2 separate regions of the Homo sapiens genome follow, and region 2 is linked to region 1. Evidence: chromatin loops called from intact Hi-C (ENCODE). Cell type or tissue: gastrocnemius medialis. All regions are shown on one strand. Links, peaks and the distances in the headings refer to the core of each region. The heading gives the core; the rest is flanking DNA. Region 1 overlaps SLC25A12 (solute carrier family 25 member 12). Region 2 overlaps HAT1 (histone acetyltransferase 1).

Region 1 (11,696 bases), core at 5,770-10,769:
ACAAAACTGACATTTAGTAATATCTCTCTCTGTTCAAGGCAAAAAAAAAAAACCTAAAAAACTTAGGCTTAAAAATCGGAAAAGACCTAGATGTAAAAGCTAAAACTATAAAACTCTGAAAAGAAAAAAGGAGGCATACATATAAAGTCAATTTCTATATACCAGAAAAAAAAGGCATACATCTTTCATGATCTTGGATTAATGACTTCTTAGATATAACACCAAAAGCACAAACAACAAAAGAAAAAATAGATTAAACGAACTTCATTAAAGCCCAATTCTTCAAAAGACATCATCAAGAAAATAAAAAATATCTGAAAAGGGACTCATATCTAGAATATACAAAGAACTCTGTAACCAAAAAACAATCCAATTTAAAAATAGGCAAAAATTCTGAATAGACATTTTTTCAAAGAAGATATACAAGTGGTCAATATGCACACAAAAAGATGCTCAACATTGTCAGTCATTAGGCCACAATAAGGTATCACTTTTCACTCAGTAAGATGGCTATAGTAAAAAGACAATAAGAAGTGTTATCAAAGATGTGGAAAGTAGCTGTGCATGATGGCACATGCCTGTAGTCCCAGCTACTCAGGAGGATGGGGCAGGAAGATCACTTGAGGCCAGGAGTTCGAGGCTGTAGCATGTGATGTTCACACCTGTGAACAGTCACTGCACTCTCAGCTTGGGCAACATAGTGAGACGCTACCATTATTTAAAAAAATACACACACACACACACACACACGCGCGCACACACATACTAGCAAAGATGTAGAGAAATCAGAAGCTTCACACTACTAGTAGGGATGCAAAAGGATGTAGCCACTTTGAAAAACAGTCTGGCAGTCCTGAAAATGCTAATTACAGTTGTCATATGACACACCAATTCCACTCATACGTATATACCCAAGAGAAATGAAAACATGTCCATGCAAAACCTTATATACCAATATTCATAGCAGCATTATTCATAAGTCAAAAGGTAGAAACAACTCAAATGTTTATCAACTAATGAATGAACAAACTGTAGTATATCCATATATTCAGCAATAAAAATGAATTAAGTACTGATACATGCTACAACACAGATGAACCTTGAAAACACGCTAAGTGAAAAAAGTTAGGCACAATGTCATGCTTACAAAAGGCCACATATCATGATTCCTTATTTATTTATTTATTTATTTTGAGACAGAGTCTCTCTCTGTTGCCCAGGCTGGAGTGCAGTGGGCACAATCTCTGCTCATTGCAACCTCCGCCTCCCAGGCTCAAGTGATTCTCCTGCCTCAGCCTCCCAAGTAGCCAGGATTAAAAGCACCTGCCACCACGCCTGGCTAATTTTTGCATTTTTTATAAAGATGGGGTTTCACACCATGTTGGCCAGGCTGGTCTCAAACTCCTGACCTCAAGTGATCCACACACCTCAGCCTCCCAAAGTGCTGGAATTATAAGCATGAGCCACCACGCCCAGCCTCCATTTATATAAAATATTCAGAATTGGTGAATTTGTAAAAACAGAAAGTATATTAATAGTTGCCTAGAGGCCAAGTGCAGTGGCTCGTATCTGTAACTCTAGTACTTTGGGAGGAGGAGGCAGAAGGATTGCTTGAGGCCAGGAGCTCAAGGCCAGCCTGGCCAAGTAAGACCCTGTCTCTATGAAAAACTTAAAAATTAGCTGAGGGTGGTGGCACACACCTGCAGTCCTAGCTACTCATGAAGCTGAGGTGGGAGGATTGCCTGAGCCGGCAGTTCAAGGTTGCTGTGAGCCTTGATCGCACCACTGCACTCCTGCCTGGGCAATACAGTTGCCTAGATCTTACGGATGGGATGGGAAGATTGAGAAGTGATAGCTAAAAGGTACTGCATTTCTTTCTGTGTTGATAAAAATGTTCTAAAATTGATTGTGGTGATGGTTTCACAACAAAACACTGAATTATACACATTAAATGGGGGAGTTGTATGGTACGTTAAGTATATCTCAATAAAGCTGTTATTTTTTCTGTTTTTTTGTTTTGTTTTGTTTTTTGTTTTTTTTTTTTGAGACAGAGTCTCACTCTGTTGCCCAAGCTGGAGTGCAGTGGCACGATCACAGCTCACTGCAACCTCCACCTCCTGGGTTCAAGCGATTCTCCTACCTCAGCCTCCCAAGTAGCTGGGACTGTAGGAACGCGCCACTTCACCTGGCTAATTTTTTTGTATTTTCAGTAGAGACGGGGTTTCACTATGTTGGCCAGGCTGGTCTCGAACTCCTGACCTCAGGTGATCCACTTGCTTCGGCCTCCCAAAGTACTGGGATTACAGGCGTGAGCCACCGCCCCCGGCCTAAAGGTGGTATTTTTAAAATTTGCATGAAAGATATCAGGTATTCAATGAGTAAGTGAATATATGAAAGAACAAATGAAAACCTATATCAAGTGTGAAAGAATATGGATTTGGAGATAGAAGTGGTTTGAACCACAATTTTGATATTTACTAAGTCAAAATTTGGATTTCACTAAGGTTTTAGTTTTTTCAACTCTAGTTGGGAACAATAATGAGATAATCCCTATAAAATGTTCAGCCCAGTAAGAAAGGTATCTATTCCTCATTAGCTGATTCAAGCTACATCAAAAGCAATAATCATCATCAACAATAGTAGTAACGTTTTAGTTAAGTTGGGTGCTAGAAGCATGGATGCTCATTTTATTATTCTGTAATTATATTGTTTGTATTCTTTTGCATGTATCAAAAATCACAGGCCTTGGCCAGCCTGGTGACTCACACCTGTAATCCCAAAACTAGGAGGCCAAGGCAGGTGGGTTGCTTGAGCCCAGGAATTCGAGACCAGCCTGGGCAACATGATGAAACCCCATCTCTACAAAAAATACAAAAATTAGCAGAGGATGGTGGCATGCACCTGTAGTCCCAGCTACTGGGGAGGCTGAGAGATGGGAGGAGCCCTTGAGCCCAGGAGTTGTCAAGGCTGCAGTGAGCTGAGATCGCACCACGCCACTCCAGCCTGGGCAACAGACTGAGATCCTGTCTCAAAAAAGAAGAAAAACAAACAAACAAAAAAACAAAAATCACATGCCTTTAAAAACAGATCATAAAGACCGGGTGTGGTGGCTCACGCCCGTAATCCCAGCACTTTGGGAGGCCGAGGCCGGTGGATCACCTGAGGTCGGGAGTTTGAGACCAGCCTAACATGGAGAAACCCCAGCTCTACTAAAAATACAAAATTAGCCGGGTGCAGTGGCACATGCCTGTAATCTCAGCTACTAGGGAGGCTGAGGCAGGAGAATCGCATTAACCTGGGAGGTGGAGGCTGCGGTGGGCCGAGATCGTGCCATTGCATTCCAGCCTGGATAACAAGAGCAAAACTCCATCTCAAAACAAAAACGAAAACAAAAACAAACCAGATAATAAAACAAAACATACAACAACAACAAAATATATAATGCCCAAGGACTAGAGATTTTCACTTCTAGGTCACTTCATGATCTAGTCAACACACACCATTTTTCCTAAAAGGGAATATTGTCATTTCCATGGCAATAAAATTTCCCTCTCATCTATAGGGAACTCAAGGCCTAGGTCCTAGCTAATCCTTCCTCTGGGAAAAAAAGCCTAGAACTCAATTTGAGCCATTTCTTCCTAATTAACCTGCAATAGGTTAATGTATTAGGTGCATCTTTAAAATTGGGTAATTTTTGGAAGAACAGCAGCATTCTTCTCACTAGTGGCACTGACAGCACTCAGCCAAAAGCCATAAGGACACCGTACATCGTATCACCACCACTACTCAGGATGATGAAGACTCAGGGTCAGGCTCACAGACAGCCACTCTTCACAGTGTTAATCTGGTGGCTGTTTGCCAGGTATCATTTAGGAAATGGAGTATCCTATGTCCCATACAGCCTGATATTCTATAAAGAGAGACTCATTCTTTTTAAGACTTTATTCTCTGTTGAAATTTATAGACTTTGGGGAGAAACAGTGAATTATGTTTTAACAATCATTTATAGCATAGCATAACTGAATTTGTCAGTAGAAACTCAATAATTGCACTTTTTTCTTCTTCCCTGAAAGAAGAGATTTAGAGCAAGGGGGAAGCAGAAAACGTTTGTGGTGAAGAACTGCAGACAACCTTATCATTCTGCCTAGAGTCCAACCTGACTATTTTTCATGCTGTCAATTTCCCACTAGACAATCCATCAAAGCCTCCAGAAATGAGTCATGATTAAGGAAGAGATTTAGAGTGTCAGCACAACCCTCAAGGCAACCCAGACTTCAATAGAAATTCCTAAAGTTCAAACCTATAAACAGGGTCGGTAGCTAGGAAGAACAAAGGAACTAAACATCTTATTTTGGTTTAACCACTTAGGTCACATGTCAGACATGGAAACAGGTCAGCTTCATGACCAAAAACCTGGATATTGCAAACGGAAACAAATAATTAGCTACATGGAACAGAAAGAGCATGACTTATATTTCTGGCAAAGGTATGCATGTGCTGTGATAAAAATGAGTTAGAAAGCTTCTTAACCAAACAGAAACTTAAAATGACCAAGAAAAAGAATATTTATGATTGGCAAAGGTTCGCTCTCTAGATAAGAACCAATTACAGAATCTAATTGGAATAAAGGAAGAAGAGAAACTTCATTTTTGGTGATCCACCTAAGCAAAAGTTTTATTCTATGTCCACTGTTAACTCTTCATTAAAAAAGAAATGTAGCCAAAGAGATTTCCTTCCTGAGAATGTGCTGGGGCATGCATACAGGCACACACACACCCACACAGCAGTCCACCTCTTCCAAAGCAACTCTGCAGAGGACTCAGGTATGTGCCACACTGACACATATCAAAGAGAATCTGGAGCAACCTCTCTCTCTCTCTGACCCCCGAGGCAGTGTCTCTGAATTAAATGTTGCCAAGGTCACTGACCTCATCACTTCAGGTTTCACAAGCAACTGAGGAAGTTTTAGCCAAGACTGTCAGCCAATTCAACTGGAAGTTATTAATGTTTCCAAGAACAAAATGGACTAAACAAGTCTGAAACGAACCATGTGTTATCAAATATGAAACAAATACCACAAATGAAATTAGTTGAGCTGCAAATAGATTTAAGAATTGGTCATGCTTACACTTTAAAGACAGAAACCTTTGTGCGCTAAGTAAATATCTGAGTCTCTTGGTTCAGAATTTCTGTCAATAGCTGAAATGTAGTTACCGTTATTATTGTTTGCCAATAATCATGTCATGCTTACACTTTAAAGACAGAAACCTTTGTGCGCTAAGTAAATATCTGAGTCTCTTGGTTCAGAATTTCTGTCAATAGCTGAAATGTAGTTACCGTTATTATTGTTTGCCATACCCTCTGGCCTCTAAAGAAGAAAAATTATTATTAAACAATGGCTTACTCAGTCCTATACCTAAGATATAAGGGCCCAATTAATCAGCCATCTCACACTTGTTTTAAAGTTCCAGTTAACATATATGAATGGTAACTCTATCCACTACTATATTTTCTGTACTCTATTTCTTAAAAGGCATAGGAATTAGAACTTTTAAAAAAGTCTGGAAGGTAATGCTTTAGGAGCATCAAAGAGATAGAGCTGATGAAAATGCCACCTCTTTTTTTGTTATTATACTTTAAGTTTTAGGGTACATGTGCACAATGTGCAGGTTTGATACATAGGTATACATGTGCCATGTTGGTTTGCTGCACCCATCAACTCATCATTTACATTAGGTATTTCTCCTACTGCTATCTCTCCCCCAACCCCCAACCCCCAACCCCATGACAGGCCCCAGTGTGTGATGCTCCCTGCCCTGTGTCCAGGTGTTCTCATTGTTCAATTCCCACCTATGAGTGAGAACATGTGGTGTTTGGTTTTCTGTCCTTGTGACAGTTTGCTGAGAATGATGGTTTGCAGCTTCATCCATGTCCCTGCAAAGGACAGGAACTCATCCTTTTTTATGGCTGCATATTATTCCATGGTGTATATGTGCCAAATTTTCTTAATCCAGTCTGTCACTGATGGGCATTTGGGTTGGTTCCAAGTCTTTGCTATTGTGAATAGTGCCACAATAAACATATGTGTGCATGTGTCTTTATAGTAGAATGATTTATAATCCTTTGGGTATATACTCAGTAATGGGATTGCTGGGTCAAATGGTATTTCTAGTTCTAGATCCTTGAGGAATTGCCACACTGTCTTCCACAATGGTTGAACTAATTCACACTCCCACCAACAGTGTAAAATGGTTCCTATTTCTCCACATCCTCTCCAGCATCTGTTGTTTCCTGACTTTTTAATGATCACCATTCTAACTGGCGGAAAATGCTACCTCTTTTCTACACTCAAAACCCGTTAGCTTTTACAATAAAATTTAAAACTTATTCCATATGATTATTGAGAAAACCTGCTTAGAATCCCTTGAGTTCAAGAGAAATGCCACTAAGATATCTATTATATCTGTGCAAAAAGGTCAACGGAATGTATTTGTCACAAGAAGCGCCTAACAGTAATACTTACACAGCCTCCAGCAAGAACTTCTGCTGGAAGTGGAACAGAGCCATCTCTTCTGGTAAATTTGTCCCGAACAAAATCATTAACCTAATTAGAAAGACAACATCAGTTAACCAAAATTCCCAACCATTTCTCTTCTGGCATACTGTTGCTTTTCCAAGTCAGCAAAATATTTGTCTTATGATAAAATTTAAAATTATCAAATGCTTACATGTAAAATTAAAGTTGTACAAATTCTGCGACAGTGTGCCAGTGTCAGCAGCATCAATTTTAGTTTTGTTTTTGAGACAGGGTCTCACTCTGTTGCTCAGGCTGGAGTGCAGTGGCATGATCATAGCTCACTACAGCCTCAAATTCCTGGACTCAAGCAATCCTCCCACATCAGCCTCCTGGCATAAATCACCACACTTGGCTAATTTTTAATTTTGTTGTTGTTGTTGTTGTTTTGGTAGAGCTGAGTTCTTACTATGCTTATGCTGGTTTAGAACTGGTCTCAAGTGATCCTCCCACCACCCAAAATGCTGAGATTATAGGCATGAGCTACCACGCCTAGCCTTGATTTTAGCTTTTTGGCTTAATGGTAATCTAAACAAATGACATAAATTCAGTTAGAGATAAACTTACAGTCAGTTTAATGGCCTTTTCTGGAGCAACCCCTATAAGTTGTGGTATCAGACCTAGGTAAAGGGACAGAATCATCAGCAATATAGCTGTACCAGACATGAATACACAAGCCCAGCAACAAAGAGTTTCCCCCATATTATTTACCCATCAAACATTGCAGAGTTTTCATTAAAATGGGAAAAAGATTATCCTTAAAACTCTGTATACATATGTAATAATTATTTACAAATGCAGTATAATGTCACGTTTTCTTGAGGCTATAAATCCTCTTCTTAAGCATGCTTACTTTAAAGCCTAGTTATCCAACACTTCCCAAAAAGTCCATGAAGAAGAAACGGAGCCATGCGTCTTCTCTATTCTGGGAACACTGCCAATAACAATGTAACCAAATTCCCTCCCTTATTACAACCAACAACATATAAACATACACAGATACTGTACACTTGGAAAAGCTCTGAAAAGCATGCTGTTAAGCATACCCAGATTTTGCTACCTACATAATGGCATACAGTGGCTTCGTTATTATAGAATACTAACTCCCATAATCTTCTCTTCAGAGAAACACAGCATTCAATATTCATTTATTTAAAAGGAAGCCAAAACTGCAAAGAAAAATGCAGTTTTAAGTATTGTTTAACGAGTATCTCCTATAAGCAAAAACATATGCCTGTTGTATTCTTATTGACTAATATATGTCAAGCTTAAGACATTTTAAAAGAATCCCCTCAAAACAAAGGAAATCATAATCCTTAGAAAGTTAAATTCCCCAGGCTGGTTGTAAACTGGAAAAGAAAAAAATAAACAATTCAACATCTGTTGGGCTCAGCTTTCTAAAGCACACAGCTTATCCAAATTGTTAGCATACTTTTTTGCATACATTTTTTAAAGATGCTAACAATAAACATTTTATATCCTTTAAATCATCCAGCCAAAGGGGAGTTATATATGTGTTTGCCTGCTTGCTGACTGCTGATCTTAAGCCTGCTTTGAGGATACTGCTGAGTTCCATAAGTTGAGAGCCACAAGTAATCATACATATAGGCTACTGTCAGTCAGGCTGAATTATCAATGATACACACAAAGCCTCACACACCTTTCATGCGTAGCAGACTGATTTAAAAGAACAAATCAGCAGATGGCAGTATTAACTTTCTAACCCTCGTGATTATCAGGCTCTATTACTTTTAATCTAACTCCCATACAACCATGTCAGCATGCATATTTGTTTTACAACTCGCCTCAATAAGGCTCATGGAATTTAATAAAGTACTGATTTGTGTCATTTTATCATTGTTGCCTGCGAAGAAATTTAGCTAATCTGTCAACAATTTTGTCAATCATCTGACAGAATAATGGACCAGTTGCAAGCAATATATGACAATCTCAATAATCATAGTGCTCACATACAGGACTCCTACAATCTTCTCCCTAATACAAAAGTCTCTCATTTAAAGAACTGCTTTTATGAGCTTACATCCTGAATAAAACCAACAATCCCCTCCCCTACTTGCTATATTGCATCCATTTAATAAACATGACATCTCTCTCAAATGAAATCTTCTGTAAGCATCTATCCATTGAGAAGGCTAAACTATGCAGTAAATATCTAGGTTCCTTTTAATAGGGGACATTTTCTTTGCAATTTAAAAGTATACCAAAGAGGAGAAAGGTCATTATTCAACAAAGAAATATTGGAGATATCAAGGAAAAAAACAACCTTAATGCCACTCAACCTTGATTCCCCATTAAATAAAATCTGGATATGCAGGGTTTAATCAGTTAAAACAAGCATTCACATGGAAAGGTCTGCATTCTGGATATTGTACGCCTTTCCACAGGGTACATGCTGTACAGGTGGAATTCAAAGAGACTACAGTTCTGAATATTTGAGGAAAACTCATCACATTCATTCTCAAGAGCAGGGTACTTGAGCCTAGTTTGATTTCGGAATAACTCTCTCCTATTATTCTATATATAATGCTAAAAATGAACATCCTTGTGACCCTCTACTTCAATTATGAGTTTATCGGAGTTATATTTTTTGCTTGAATACCTGTATATAATGCTAACCAGCGGTGTTTTTTTCCTCCTGTCCATGAGCATAAAGCTCTGTTCGGGCCCAGTCTTTCTTAGGAAGATTTCTAAGCCAAATAGTTCAACAGAGCTCAGAATAGGCTAGGGATTAATGAGCTTGTATGTGCAAACAAACAAGTACAGTAAATTACATAAATGGCATGGACTTGAGCATGTAGAGAGTATTTTCATAGAATCCCAAGTGGCGCCCAAAGAGATTAAAAAATTAATCTCCCTCCCAAAGGAAACCCTATATTCTAATGTGAAAACACATACATGAAAGTCATTCTCTCTCCAAAGAGACAAGTTCCTACAAAGACAACGGGGGGTGGGGAAAATTCTGCATGGGGCGCAGTGCTGCCTCTGATGCCAACTGCACTGTGCTCAGTCTAGAGTGGCTGCTAACATTCCCTGCGAAAGAAAATCTCTCTGTTTTGACTGTACACCTCTGAGCTAAGTGGGGGAAAGAAGCAAGAATTAGACTTGGAACCAAAGGGTTTTCCTTTTTTTTTTTTTTTTTAAACCTTCAGATGGCTCATTGGAAAAAATTTATAAATGGTCCCTGAAAGAGACAAAAACATTTGATATTTATTTCAGTTGAAATAAATATATGGAGGGTAAACTCATCTTTGAGTGGTAACCTGGATTCTTTTTCACAGGAAAGAGATGTATTTCTCCTCTTTAATTCTTTGAGAAAAGCAGCTCTATATTTCTTAACTATCATCCTTGTATTCCACCTGCAGATATGTGCCTTGGTTTGTAGGAGCATGGTGACATAGACCCATGTTGGGACAAACACATAATTTGGACACCAAGAAATATAAACCACAAGAAGAAGAAATGAAGACCTTATTTGCAGATTAATATTGCTAATCACCAGAAAGAATGCAAAAAGGGAAATGAGCAAAGAGAAAATAAAAAGAGAGAAACAGACCTAGTCTGGCTAGGCATACTACATATTGGCTTCCATAATTAGTGAGTTAAAATCTGCTGCTGGTGAGATCAAATCACTAACTTCAGCAGCTGGGATTTGCTTACTCACCCCTGTAGAGTCCAAAGAAGCCCTCATAACGCAAGACTTTCTTAAAACAGTCAAAGCTGTTTTTGTACATTAGCTCCCCAACAACAGAGCCAGAGCCACGCTGGTTTTGCATTCGGGTCTTCACCAGATCTATAGGATACACTGCAGTGGCTCCCACAGCTACAAACAGAACAATTTTTAGGCTTAAAAAAGAACACAATTAAATGGAGAGTCCATAAGGATGACAAATCTTATCTTAAAGGATGAGAAAATAAAACACAACATGTATTCTCACAAAAGAGAGTTTATTATTTTTCTTTCCCTCACAAACACCTTAGGGATAGCAGGCTATAGCAAGCACTGAAATCCATAAATACAGCTGCTTCAGAAAACAACTGTCAAGAATGCTCTTTGATATCGTAGGTTCATAAACTACAGAGTGGATTATCGAGTCACTTCCCAAATTAGATAATCAACACTCAGTTTTCTATAGTAACAACATTAAACTATTATGTATAACATTTATTTATATTTTCCATTAAATGCTTAAATATTATGCCAGTTACTTCTTAAAATGACTATATCCGTACACTAGGTGGCTACGATTTTAAAATTTAGTTTAATAAAGCATCTTGGTAAATTAATCATAGTTACAACCATAATATTAGAAACACACTTCAACATTATCCTATCCCTATGTATAGAATTTGGTTTAAAAGAAAATATGGCTATGCTTTAGAATTTCTCAGGGAATGAAAATTTATTTACATGAACGAGAGTATTACACATTTTGACTGCTGAAAGCCAAAACCTGGTTTGCAACTTCTAAAACTGAGAGTGAAAAGAAAAAAAAAAGTCTTTTGAGTTCAGGCTTATCTTAAAAAATCGTAAGCATTTTAATCACACCTGCTAGCTTCTTCTCAACAAAGCAACTTCAGATTGTACACATTTTCTAAGTAGAGTATTTAAGCAAAAACAGTCTCTCAAATTTTGGCTGTGAACAGGGAGGGAAGGGAGGTTCATTTTTGCAAATAAACATCAAGTCCAGATATTGTTAAGCAAGCGATAAGGGAAAGGAAAACATACAAGCAGAAAAGCAAAACTGGGTCACTTTGAGAGGCTCTTTTATTTCACGAGGTTCTGGGATTCATATCCCAAATCTCAATTTCTTTCTTTTTTTTTTTAGTTTTATTTTAGGTGTGGGGTATATATGAAGGTTTGTCACATAGGTAAACACGTGTCACGGGCGTTTGTTGTACATATTTCATCGCCCAGGTATTAATCCCAGCATCCAACAGTCATTTTTTCTGCTCCCCTCCTTCCTGCCACCCTCCCCCACAAGTAGACCCCAGTGTCTGTTGTTTCCTTCTTTGTGTTCATAATAAGCTCCTATTTAGTTCCCACTTATAAATGAGAACATGTGGTATTTGGTTTTCTGTTCCTGCGTTAGTTTGCTAAGGA
Region 2 (11,696 bases), core at 2,136-7,135, 140 kb after region 1:
GAACCACCGCACCTGGCTAAGGAGTCTTTTACAATTCAGTGGGCTATGTACAATCTGTTACTGCTACTAATTTTGATGCTCAAATTATCCCAGATTTGGCAAGTGGCCACCCTTTCAGACACTTTTGAGTCTTTCTGATATGTCCTTATAATTTTGGTGATACTTTACTTTCTCACACAACAAGATGTTTCCAGATTCATCTGGTACTTTCCCTGTTAGTTCTGGAGTCAGTCAGTCTCCCATGGAACCCCTGGTTTGTTGTAGTAGGAAAGGGTATTTAGACATAGTGGACATTTAAATATTTCCCTTCATGTCTTTTTTCCCCCCATGCATTATTTTAACATCATTGACATATTTCTTTAATGTGTGGGGGTTTTGGGTTTTTTTGTTTGTTTGTTTTTTGAGACGGAGTCTTGCTCTGTTGCCCAGGCTGGAATGCAGTGGCATGATCTTCTTGGCTCATTGCATCCTCTGCCGCCTCCCAGTTCAAGCGATTCTCATGCCTCAGCCTCCCGAGTAGCTGGGACTACAGGTGTGTGCCACCACACCCAGCTAATTTTTTTTTTTTGTAATTTTAGTAGAGGCGGGGTTTTGGCATATTGGCCAGGCTGGTCCCGAACTCTGGAGCTTAGACAGTCTGCCTGCCTCAGCCTCCCAAAGTCCTAGAATTACAGGCGTGAGCCACTGTACCCAGCCATATTTAATGTGTGGCTTTTTTTGTTGTTTGCTTGTTTTTTGAGATGGAGTCTCACTCTGTTGCCCAGGCTGGAATGCAGTGGTGCAATCTTGGCTCACTGCAACCTCCGCCTCTCAGGTTCAAGCGATTCTCCTGCCTCAGCTTCTCGAGTAGGTGGGACTATAGACACGTGCTATCCCACCCAGCTAATTTTTGTATTTTTAGTAGAGACGGGGTTTCACCCTGTTGGCCAGGCTGGTCTTGAACTCCTGACCTCAGGTGATCCACCTGCCTCAGCCTCCCAAAGTGCTGGCATTACAGGCGTTAGCCACTGTGCCCAGCCTTAATGTGTGTTTTGTTTTGAGACGTAGTTTCGCTCTTGTTGCCCAGGCTGGAGTGCAATGAATGGTGCGATCTCGGCTCACTGCAAGCTGCGCCTCCTGGGTTCAAGTGATGCTCCTGCCTCAGCCTCCCGAGTCGCTGGGGTTACAGGCGCCTGCCACCATGCCCAGCTAATTTTTGTTATTTTTGGTAGAGATGGGGTTTTGCCGTGTTGGCCAGGCTGGTGTCGAACTCCTAACCTCAGATGATCCACCCACCTCGGCCTCCCGAAGTGCTGGGATTACAGGCGTGAGCCACTGCACCAGGCCCTTATTGTGTTTTTAAGTCAACAAATGTCTCTTCCTGCAACGAATTTCCTGTGAATTTTTCATTATTGATGTATCAGATTAGGCATTTTATGTGCTTTCACATATTAATAATTGTATCTTATTATACATAGATTAATGCCAAAATTTCAGCCTTTCATATTTTAAATAGGTTTTACTTTATTATAAAAATAAGAATATTTTCTCTTTGGAGTTCTATCTCTAAAGAGACATTGTTTTATTCTCTACTTTTTACTACTTTAAAAAATCTGTGTAATATCTTAGTAGATAAGATCTAGTTTTACAGATAGTGCTTCTTTTTAATTTTTTGAGACGGAGTCTTGCTCTGTTGCCCAGGCTGAAGTGCAGTGGCGCAATCTCAGCTCACTGCAGTCTCCACCTCCTGGGTTCAATCTATTCTCCTGCCTCAGCCTCTTGAGTAGCTGGGATTACAGGCACCCACCACCACACCTGCCTATTTTTTTTTTTTTTTTTTTGTAGTTTTAGTAGAAACGTGGTTTCACCATGTTGGCAGGCAGGTCTTGAACTCCTGACTTCCAGTGATCCCCCCCCGCCTCAGCATCCCAAAGTGCTGGGATTACTGGTGTGAGCCACCGTGCCCAGACCAGTTAGTGCTTCTTAATGGCATTTTGCACACTGTTTTGCGTAATATCACTGAAAGTGGGGTGCTTGTATACCACTCTTCTAAGATGGGTAGGGGACAGTAACATAATAGTGATATCCCTGAACTGTATGACCCAAGCATGATAATTGGTCTTGATCCTAGTATCATTGCCACTCCTTTCTTCTTCACATAACTTTCAGAGTTGCTGGAATGGACAGTGCTCCGTATTTTCGTAGCCTAGACAGAAATTTGGAAATGACACTGCTTCTTTCAAACACTTTTCTTTCACAATTCACTTTCTAAAAAAATCAGAATACAGCTTTATTGAGATATATACTGTGCAATTCATTTATTTAAAGTGTACAATTCAGTGGTTTTTAATGTATTCAGAGTTGTGCAAACACAGTCAATTTTGGAACATTGTCATTACTTCCATCAAAAACCCTAAAATGCATTAATAGTCACTTTACCCTGACCCCTAGTCTTAGGCAGTCACTAATTTACTTTCTGTCTCTATAGATTTACCTATTTTGGATAATTTAGAGTTCACTTTTTAGAAGACTCTTTTAAGCTGGAAAAAGGAATATTAAGGCATAAATGTGATAGCAGGGAGCAGGGGTGGAAGAATTAGCAGCAGTTCCATATCTGCCTTTTGAGTTCATAGAGCAGTTTACATGTAGTAAGGCAGGTGCTATTGCTGCAGCTCTGGATTTTGGTGATTCAGTAAGCAGTAAGTTGGAGGGACTGGTCCAAGGCTTGGTAGCTGCTTGCCTAGCCAGGTCCTAATTTAACACTACTTCTCTCATTTGAAATGCCTTCTAATACTGGTAATGGTAGCAGCAGCAGCAACAGTAGCAATAGTATTAAATGTCTGACATTTAGTGAGTACTTATACAATGTGCCAGTTTTATAAGTAGTTTACATGTATTAACTTATTTAACCCAAACAACATTCCTGACTTAGGCAACATTCCTGAGTTATTCTATTTTATAGATGAAAACTGAAGCACATTTTATTGTAGATTTTTTTTTTAAGTATAGTTTAAAATCTTGAAACTACCCATGAAGTTAAACTTGTTTATATGTAGGGTTAATACTTTTTAATGACTGCAAAAATTCATTCCATTATTGCTATTTTTTCCATTTCAGTGAAACTGCTTTTGGTTACAAGGGTCTAAAGATCCTGTTATACTATATTGCTGGTAGCCTGTCAACAATGTTCCGTGTTGAATATGCATCTAAAGTTGATGAGAACTTTGACTGTGTAGAGGTAAGAACAGAAATACTTTTTAAACTGTTTTCCAATTTAATTTATTTTAAAATAGGTTTTAGGCCAGGTGCGGTGGCTCACACCTGTAACCCCAGCAGTTTGGGGGACCAAGGGGGGCAGATCTTTTGATCTTAGGAGTTCGAGACCAGCCTGGCCAACATAGTGAGAGCCCATTTCTCAAAAAAACCACAAAAATTAGTGGGGCGTGGTGGCATGTGTCTGTAATTCCAGCTACTCAGGAGGCTGAGGTCAGAGGATGGCTTGAGCCCAGGAGGCAGAGGCTACAGTCAGCTGAGATCATGCCACTGTACTACAGCCTGGATGACAGAGCTAGACCCTGTCTCAAAAACAAAACAAACAAACAATAAACAAATAGTTTCTAAAAATTAAAGGTTTGGGCTGGGTGCAGTGGCTTGTGCCTATAATGCCAGTGCTTTTGGAGGCTGAAGTGGGAGGATCTCAAGCCCAGGAGTTGGAAACCAGCCTGGACAACATAGTGAGACCCTCAGCTACTTGGGAGGCTGAGGTGGGAGGATTACTTGAGCCCAGGAGCTTGAGGCTGCCAGTGAGCCATGATGGCACCACTGCACTCCAGCCCGGGCAACAGAACAAGACCCTGTCTCTTAAAAAAAAAAAAAAAAAAAAAAAAAAAAATTAAGGTTTGAGGGAAGAGAGAATCTGTTACATGGTAGTTTTAAAATCACATTCTCAGGCTGGGTGTGGTGGCTAACGCCTATAATCCCAGCACTTTGGGAGGCCAAGGTGGGCGGATCACCTGAGGCCAGGAGTTCAAGACCAGTCTGGCCAACATGGTGAAACCCCGTCTCTACTAAAAATACAAAAATTAGCTGGGCGTGGTGGTACACACCTGTAATCCCAGCTACTTGGGAGGCTGAGGCAGGAGAATTGCTTGAACCTGGGAGGCAGAGGTTGCAGTGAGTTGAGATCGTGCCACTGCACTGCAGCCTGGGTGACAGAGTGAAACTGTCTCAAAAAAAAATTAATTAATTAAATAAAATCATATACTCAGTCTTTAGTTATGGAGGCATTTGCCTCCCTGTCATTACAGTTAATCCTGTGATCATGATCCTGTTCTGTTTCCTGCATGGACCTTCTTCATAAAAATCTTTGCCTTTGTGATCAGAGTTTTATTTTTTTGCCAACTTTTGTTTTTTATTGTGGTTATTTCCTATAAGTCAAAGAAGATGGAGGGAAATAGCTAAATTTTCCACTTTTACCTAGTGTGGAATCTATTGAAGTTTCTCTTGCTGCATTTCTAATCCCACAAATTTTGCTAATATATTCCTTTATGGATGGAATACATGGATGATCAAGCTGATCACATTATAAAACTATTTAAAGTGAGTGTATCAAAAGGGGATAAAGGTAAAGAGAGAGATGAGGCCGGGCACAGTGGCTCATGCCTGTAATCCTATCACTTTGGGAGGCTGAGGTGGGCGGATCACCTGAGGTCAGGAGTTTGAGACCAGCCTGGCCAACATGGCAAAACCCCGTCTCTACTAAAAATACAAAAATTAGCTGGGCGCAGTGGTGCATGCCTGTAATCCCAGCTACTCGGGAGGCTAAGGCAGGAGAATTGCTTGAACCCAGGAGGTGGAGGTTGCAGTGAGCCAAGATTGCGCCATTGCACTCCAGCCTGGGTGACAAAGCAAGACTCCATCTCAAAAAAAGAGAGAGAGATGAGTATGCATCTGTGGTAGACTGAATAATGGTTCCCCCCAAAAGATATCCATGTCCTAATATCTGGAACCTGTGAATGGTGCCTCATATTGCAAAAAGCACTTCGCTGATGTAATTAAATATCTTGATATTATCCTGGAATATTTGGGTGGACCTAAATGTAATGACATGTATCCTAATGAGAGGGAGACAGAAGGAAACTTGATGACAGAAAAGGAGAAGGCAGTGTGACCACAGAGGCAGATGTGATATGGCCAGAAGCCAAAGAATGCTTACTCACTAGAAGCTGGAAGAAGAAAGGAACAGATTCCCTCCTAGAGCTTCCAGAGGGAGTGTATTACCTTGGTTACAGCCCAGTGATACTGATTTCAGAACACCTCCAGACCGTAAGAGAATAAATATTGTTTTAAGCCACCAAGTTTGTGGTAATTTATTATAGCAGCCACAGGAAACGAATACAGGTTTTCATACCAGGAAGTGGGATGCTGCTATAACCAATAACTAAAAATGTAGAAGTGTCTTTGGAAATAGGTAGAGGCTGGAAGAGTTTTGAAGGTGCATGATAGAAAAAGCATAGATTACCTTGAATGGACTGTTGGTAGAAATATGGATGTTAAAGGAAATATGGGCTGGGCGCAGTGGCTCATGCCTGTAATCCCAGCAATTTAGAAGGCCAAGGCGGGAGGATCACCTGAGGTCAGGAGTTTGAGACTAGCCTGGCCAACATGGTGAAACCCATCTCTACTAAAAATACAAAAATTAGCCGGGCGTGGTGGCAGGCACATGTAATCCCAGCAACTTGGGGGGCTGAGGCAGGAGAATCACTTGAACCTGGGAGGCAGAGGTTGCAGTGAGCCAAGATCGCGCCATTCATTGCACTCCAGCCGGGGCAACAAAAGCAAAACTCCATCTCAAAAATAAATAAATAAATAAATAAAGGAAATAATGGACTGTTGGTTAGGGCTCAGAATGAAGCTAGGAGTGTAGGAGAGAACACCTGTATCATCTTAGAGAATATATATATAGTCATAAACTTAGTTTTGGTAGAAACACGAACATGAGCTGGATGCGTTGGCTCATGCCTATAATCCCACAGCACTTTGGGAGGCCAGGGCAGGTGGATCACGAGGTCAGGAGTTTGAGTCCAGCCTGGCCAACATAGTGAAACCCCGTCTCTACTAAAAATACAAAAATTAGCCCGGCATGGTGGCGCATGCCTGTAATCCCAGCTACTCGGGAGGCTGAGGCAGGAGAATCACCGGAACCCGGTAGGCGGAGGTTGCGGTGAGCCGATATCGCGCCACTGCACTCCAGCCTGGGCAACAGAGCGAGACTCTGTCTCAAAAAAAAAGTGCCTCTGCTACTGAGGAGAATGAGGCAGGAGGATCATTTGAGGCCAGCAGGTTGAGGCTACAGTAAGGTAAGTATGATCATGCCACTGCACTCCAGCCTGGGTGACAGTGAGACCCTGTCTTTAAAAAAAAAAAAAAAAAAAAAAAGGCCAGGCTTAGTGGCTCACATTTGTAATCCTAGCACTTTGGGAGGCCAAGGTAGGTAGATCACTTGGGCTCAGGAGTTCAAGCCAGCCTGGGCAGTATGGCGAAAACCCATCTCTACACGCACACACGCACGCATGCACACACACACACGCTGACACACACACGCTGGGTGTGGTGGTGTGTGCCTGTAGTTCCAGCTACTCTGGAGCCTGAGGTGGGAGACTGGCTTAAGCACGGGAGGTGAAGGTTGCAGTGAGCCAAGATGGTGCCACTGCACTCCAGCCTGAGTGACAGAGCCAGACCTTGTCTCCAAAAAACAAACAAACAAACAAAAGAACTGCCTCTGGTTGGTGAGGGCTTAGAATAAAATGAGGAACATGTATTTGGCAACTGGAGAAAAGGATATCCTTGTTCTATAGTGGCAGAAAGCCTAGCTGAGTTATGTCCTGCAGTTCTGTGGAAAGGAGAACTTACTGTAAGCAATGAACTTGGATGTTTAGCTGAGGAGGTTTTCATGGAAAGTATTGGAGGTGTGGCCTGATTTCTGGCTGCTTATAGTAAAGTGATGAAAGAGATAAATTGAGGGAAGAACTGTTAAACAAAAAGGATACAGGACTTGATGATTTGGGAAATTCTTAACCTATCCAGATTGTAGAAGACACTAGTTAGGATATTCATTGTCAGGAAGGTGGAAAGTGTGTTCTGGAGAGAAAGCCGTGAGTGTGACAGGATAACCTTTTGCTAGTGCTGAAGGGATTAGGCACGTGACTCATGGATCTCCTCAGTTGTCTCAGCAAAAAGCTAGGAATGTAGATCTGGGGAACATTTGTGGAGGACCCTCTTGTCTAATGGTATGAACCCTCATGACGTACACAGGCGACTCAAGGGTTTTGAGAATTAAAACTTTATAGTGCAGCTTGGATTGACAGGACAAAATGAAGGAAGGCTGTATGAACTCTCCAAATTTCACAGGCAGGAAACAGGCTAATAAAACTGCTCAGCTGCCAACATGTGCTACCTTTAAAGAAAGTGGAAGAATGACTCTGAGGGCAAAGCTTTGGGTCCAGAGGGTGGAGCTGCAGGCCACAGTTATTCTTAGGCCTTGAAACCTAATGGAGTTTGCCATGCTGAATTTTGAAATTGCTTGGTGGCAGTGGCTCCTTTCTTCCTTCCATTTCCTTTTCTGGAATGAGAGATTCTATAACTGTTGTCCTATGCCTGTCCTACCATTGTCTTTTGGAAGTGATACTGTGTTTTCTAATTTCACAGGTTCATAGATGGAGAGGAATTTTGCCCTAGGATGTATCATACCCACAGTCTTACCTATGATGAGAGGTGTGACTTTTGAACTGACTATATCTAGATGAGATTTTGGGCTTGAGTTGATATGGTAATGGTTGAGACTTTTAGGAATGTTTGGATAGAATGAATGTATTTTGCATGTGGGATGGACATGAATCTTTGAGGGCCTTAAGAAAATTATATTTTAGGCTTGTTCTGTTTCCGAGCATTCCTCATTTAAGGGCATTGAAACTTCACCATTGATTTTTTTAAAGATTAAATCCCATTTTGTCACTAAATCATATTTATAAAATTGAAAGTTAATTCTTATAGCAAAATCTCTTTTCTTTGCACTTATTAATCCAGCAAGTTTTAGTAAATTATATCTGATATACTGTTGGTAATACTGTGCTAGACACAAGTATGGAAAATGAAATATATTACTTCATACTGTATGTCATAACTTTCCTCTGCAGAAGTAGCAGTTCCTAAAGAATTAACAATTAAACCAACTTTTTCAGGGCTTTAAACTGATTTTAACTGTTGACTTTACCTCTTTTGCCACCCCTATGCCCCATCTATATTTTTGGTTAAAACCTCCTCTCATTACTGGAACTGACTTACTTGGCCCTTTTTTATTATTTAAATTTTGAGGGATTTGTTATATTTAAAGGTTTTGCCCAAAGTCATACAACTAGTAAATAATCAGTATTGTACTAGGAGATGATTATTTAGTGTTATTATGCATAATATATAATAATATCCTGATTAAAAGATGTTAGGAATATTTATGACCTGTTCTAAGAGGATCCAGGCTCTTGGGCTTACTGCTTTTTCTCTCTCTCTCCCGTTATTTTTTTTTTTAATTTTAAGTTCTGGGATACATGTGCAGAACTTGCACGTTTGTTACATAGGTATCTTTCCCCTTTTGACCATGTGTTTTTCCCCCTCATTAAAAAAAATATTTTTTTAATTTTTAATTTTTTGTAGAGACGGGGTCTTGCTATAGTGCCCAGACTGGCCTCAAACTCCTGGCCTCAAGCAATCTTCCCACCTTGGCCTTCCAAAATGCTGGGATTACAGGCACAAGCCACCGTACCCAGCCTTCTCCTGTGTTTTATGCCATGTGCTCCCAGTTTACTGCTATCATTGTAAGGAGCTTCACACTAGCAAACCCCTTATGGTTAAAAATACCATATTGGTAAGCTTGATGGAATCTGATTACTTCATACTGTATGTCATAACTTTCTTTTGCAGAAGTAGCAGTTCCTAAAACATTAACAATGCCACCAACTTTTTCAGGACTTTAAACTGACATTAACTTCTGACTTTACCTCTTTTGCCAACCCTATGCCCCATCTATAAAACTAATTGTGCGTAGCATGAAAAAGATCTGAAATAGTTTCATATAATATGAATTGTGCATAGCATGAAAAAGATCTGAAGTAGTTTCATATTCATTATTCAACTTTAGTATTAGAAATATTTTGAGTTCTATTTGGTTTTTTTGTGTGTTTTTCCCCACTTCCCAGCCATGTTTGAGATGACTGAGCTTGCCAGATAAATAATATGTAACTACATTTAATATTTGTTTTATTTTATATAGTTTGTTTCCCAGGATAACTTTTGAAATTGTGCAGATACAAAAGTGATTCTGAGTAATACTGTAGTGGTTTGATGTTTGAAAAGATGTAATCTTAGATAAACTAGCATTTAACACATTTATTAAAATAGAGTTTTTTCATAATCAAATATGTAGATTGCTAAATTCTCCAGACCCAAGCCCAGCTAGATATTCTTATTAAAAATGCAGGTGATGTTTTTCCTTGTGTGTAAACCCACTGTTGGAGGGTTTTTGTTTTTTACAGTTGCAGCTGATAGCACTGAATTGATTTCTTCCAAAGGAACTATTGATTTAGTTATAGATAAATCTTTTAAATATTTCATGCAGTGAAAATAGCTGTGTATTTGCATTGACATCTAATTGTTCCATTCTTGAAAATTAGGTTTTTCCATTTAGAAATACTGTGTTAGGAATAAGGAATCAATCTTTTATAATGTCTCTTTGTAGAGTTACTTATTTGCTTTGTGGTCAAAGATCATTTATATTGCGTATTCAAACAAAGACTTTTTTCCCCTTATTAAAAACGATTGGGTAGGGGATATGTGGGTCATGGGCTTGCTTCTTCTATCTCAGTTTGCAGTGAGTGTTCATTCCATAGTGCCTTCTGTGTTGTTGATGCCAGCGATACAGTGGCAGACAAAGTCATGGAGCTTACATTCTAGCCAAGAGGAACAGTCAGTAAACAAAATAGTAAATACACAAATTAAATTCAGGCAGTATTATGAAGATACATTTTGCTCATTTCTGAATGATAAAGGAGGAACCAGCCATGTTATAATCTGAGGGTAAAGCTTACTAAGATACAAAGGCTCTAAAAATACAGCATTTTTGGCATTTTTGTAGTCCAGAAAGATTACCAGGGTTAAATCATTGTGGTGATGGAGAGAGGGGTAGGAGATGGTTGAAGGGGATGCAAAGCTAGATCATCATATAGGATCTTGTGTTCTGTGATAGGTGTTTGCAAGAAATAAGAGTAGTTGGCATTCTTTAGAGGCATTCTTAAGTAGGTGGAGGTCATAAACAATGTGATTTATATTTTTAAAATATGATTCTGGCTGCTGTGCAGAGAACACACTGTATAGGGCAAAAGTGAAAGAAGAGACCGGAACATTGCAGTGTTAGAGGTGACACTGGACTTAGTTGTCAGAGTAAGGAACATTTTGGAGGTCTGCTGTTGAATTAGATGTGACAGATGAAGAAAAAAAACGAGAACCCCATTGCCCAAGTTCAATTATGGTACTGTTAACTGGGAAAACTATAGAAGAAATAGGTTTAAGTGGAAACAATAAAAAAATTTTATTTTGGATGTTAGGTTTGAGTCTAATATATTAGGGCTTTGCAGATCATACTGCATAGATGGTCAGCAGCCATAACATCTGCTTAGAAGTTATTTCTTATTAGGATTATGTCATTACATTAATTTTTAATCATCCATTCTTTTACTTTTCCAAGCTGAATGCTCTAGTTGCACCTAAAATTCTTCAGTCACAATTAAGATGCCTATAAAATCTCTACTAGCCACCATCTTTAAAGGAAACATAATTCTGAATTTTACAATACAATAAACTTGATTATTCAGACACTGATGATTTTTTCATCTGGTTGTCCTTGACCTTTGCTTTTATTAACACCTCCTGCTCTGTGCTTGTAATGCCAGCTACTCTGTAGGCTGACTCAGGAGGATCATTTGAGGCCAGGAATTTGAGACCAGCCTTGGTAACATAATAAGACCCTGCCTATTAAAAAAAAAAAATGCTGAACGTGGTGGCTCAAACCTGTAATCCCAGCGCTTTGGGAGGCCGAGGTGGACAGGTCACTTGAGGTCAGGAGTTTGAGACTAGCCTGGCCAACATGGTGAAACCTCATCTCTACCAAAAGTGCAAAAATTAGCCAGGTGTTGTGGTGCGTGCTTGTGGTCCTAGCTACTCAGGAGGGTGAGGCAGGAGAATCACTTGAACTCGGGAAGTGGAGGTTGCAGGAAGCCGAGTTCGCGCCACTGTACTCCAGCTTGGGTGACAGAGCAAGACTCTGTCTCAAAAAACGAAAACAAAAGCTAGGCATGATGGCATGCTCCTGTAGTCCCAGCTACTTGGAAGGCTGAGACAGAAGGATCTCTTGAGCCCAGGAGGTCAAGGCTGCAGTAAGCTATGGTTACACTACTACATTCCAGCCTAGGTGACAGAGCAAGACTCTTGTCTTAAAAACAAAAACCTCCTGCCTTTTCTTGGGGGTAATTTCATTGCCTTTTAGTGAAGTAGTGGGTAACTAAGATTGTTGTCTTGCTAATTGCTAGCATTTCTGGGAAAAGTTTGGTACAGGAAGTTGAAATAGATGGATAAAGTTTGTATTAACTGTGAATTTCAGTTATTTTATC

What was found. A loop is a pair of places that touch in the nucleus more often than their neighbours do. Peaks named below come from ENCODE experiments on the same cell type or tissue, not always from the same donor. Only the 100,000 strongest peaks of a DNase experiment are listed, where the experiment ranks them.
Region 2: a loop joins it to region 1, with 2.3 times the contacts of the local background. A loop is called at or near these places in 2 of 110 quality-filtered maps.

The regions. Positions count from the first base shown.
Region 1 is chr2:171,803,083-171,814,778 of GRCh38, forward strand. It overlaps SLC25A12 (solute carrier family 25 member 12), which reads right to left. Exons shown (of 18, transcript NM_003705.5): 11 at 10,257-10,415; 12 at 7,142-7,194; 13 at 6,524-6,604. Among named protein-coding and RNA genes, the nearest start is that of SLC25A12, 85 kb to the right of the region's middle. In gastrocnemius medialis, for the core only: a CTCF peak has its summit at 8,262 (motif pointing right); no DNase peak of the experiment used is centred there; H3K27ac peaks cover 3,020 bases.
Region 2 is chr2:171,949,785-171,961,480 of GRCh38, forward strand. It overlaps HAT1 (histone acetyltransferase 1), which reads left to right. Exons shown (of 11, transcript NM_003642.4): 4 at 3,097-3,217. Among named protein-coding and RNA genes, the nearest start is that of HAT1, 33 kb to the left of the region's middle. In gastrocnemius medialis, for the core only: no CTCF peak of the experiment used is centred there; a DNase peak (open chromatin) is centred at 5,162; H3K27ac peaks cover 1,234 bases.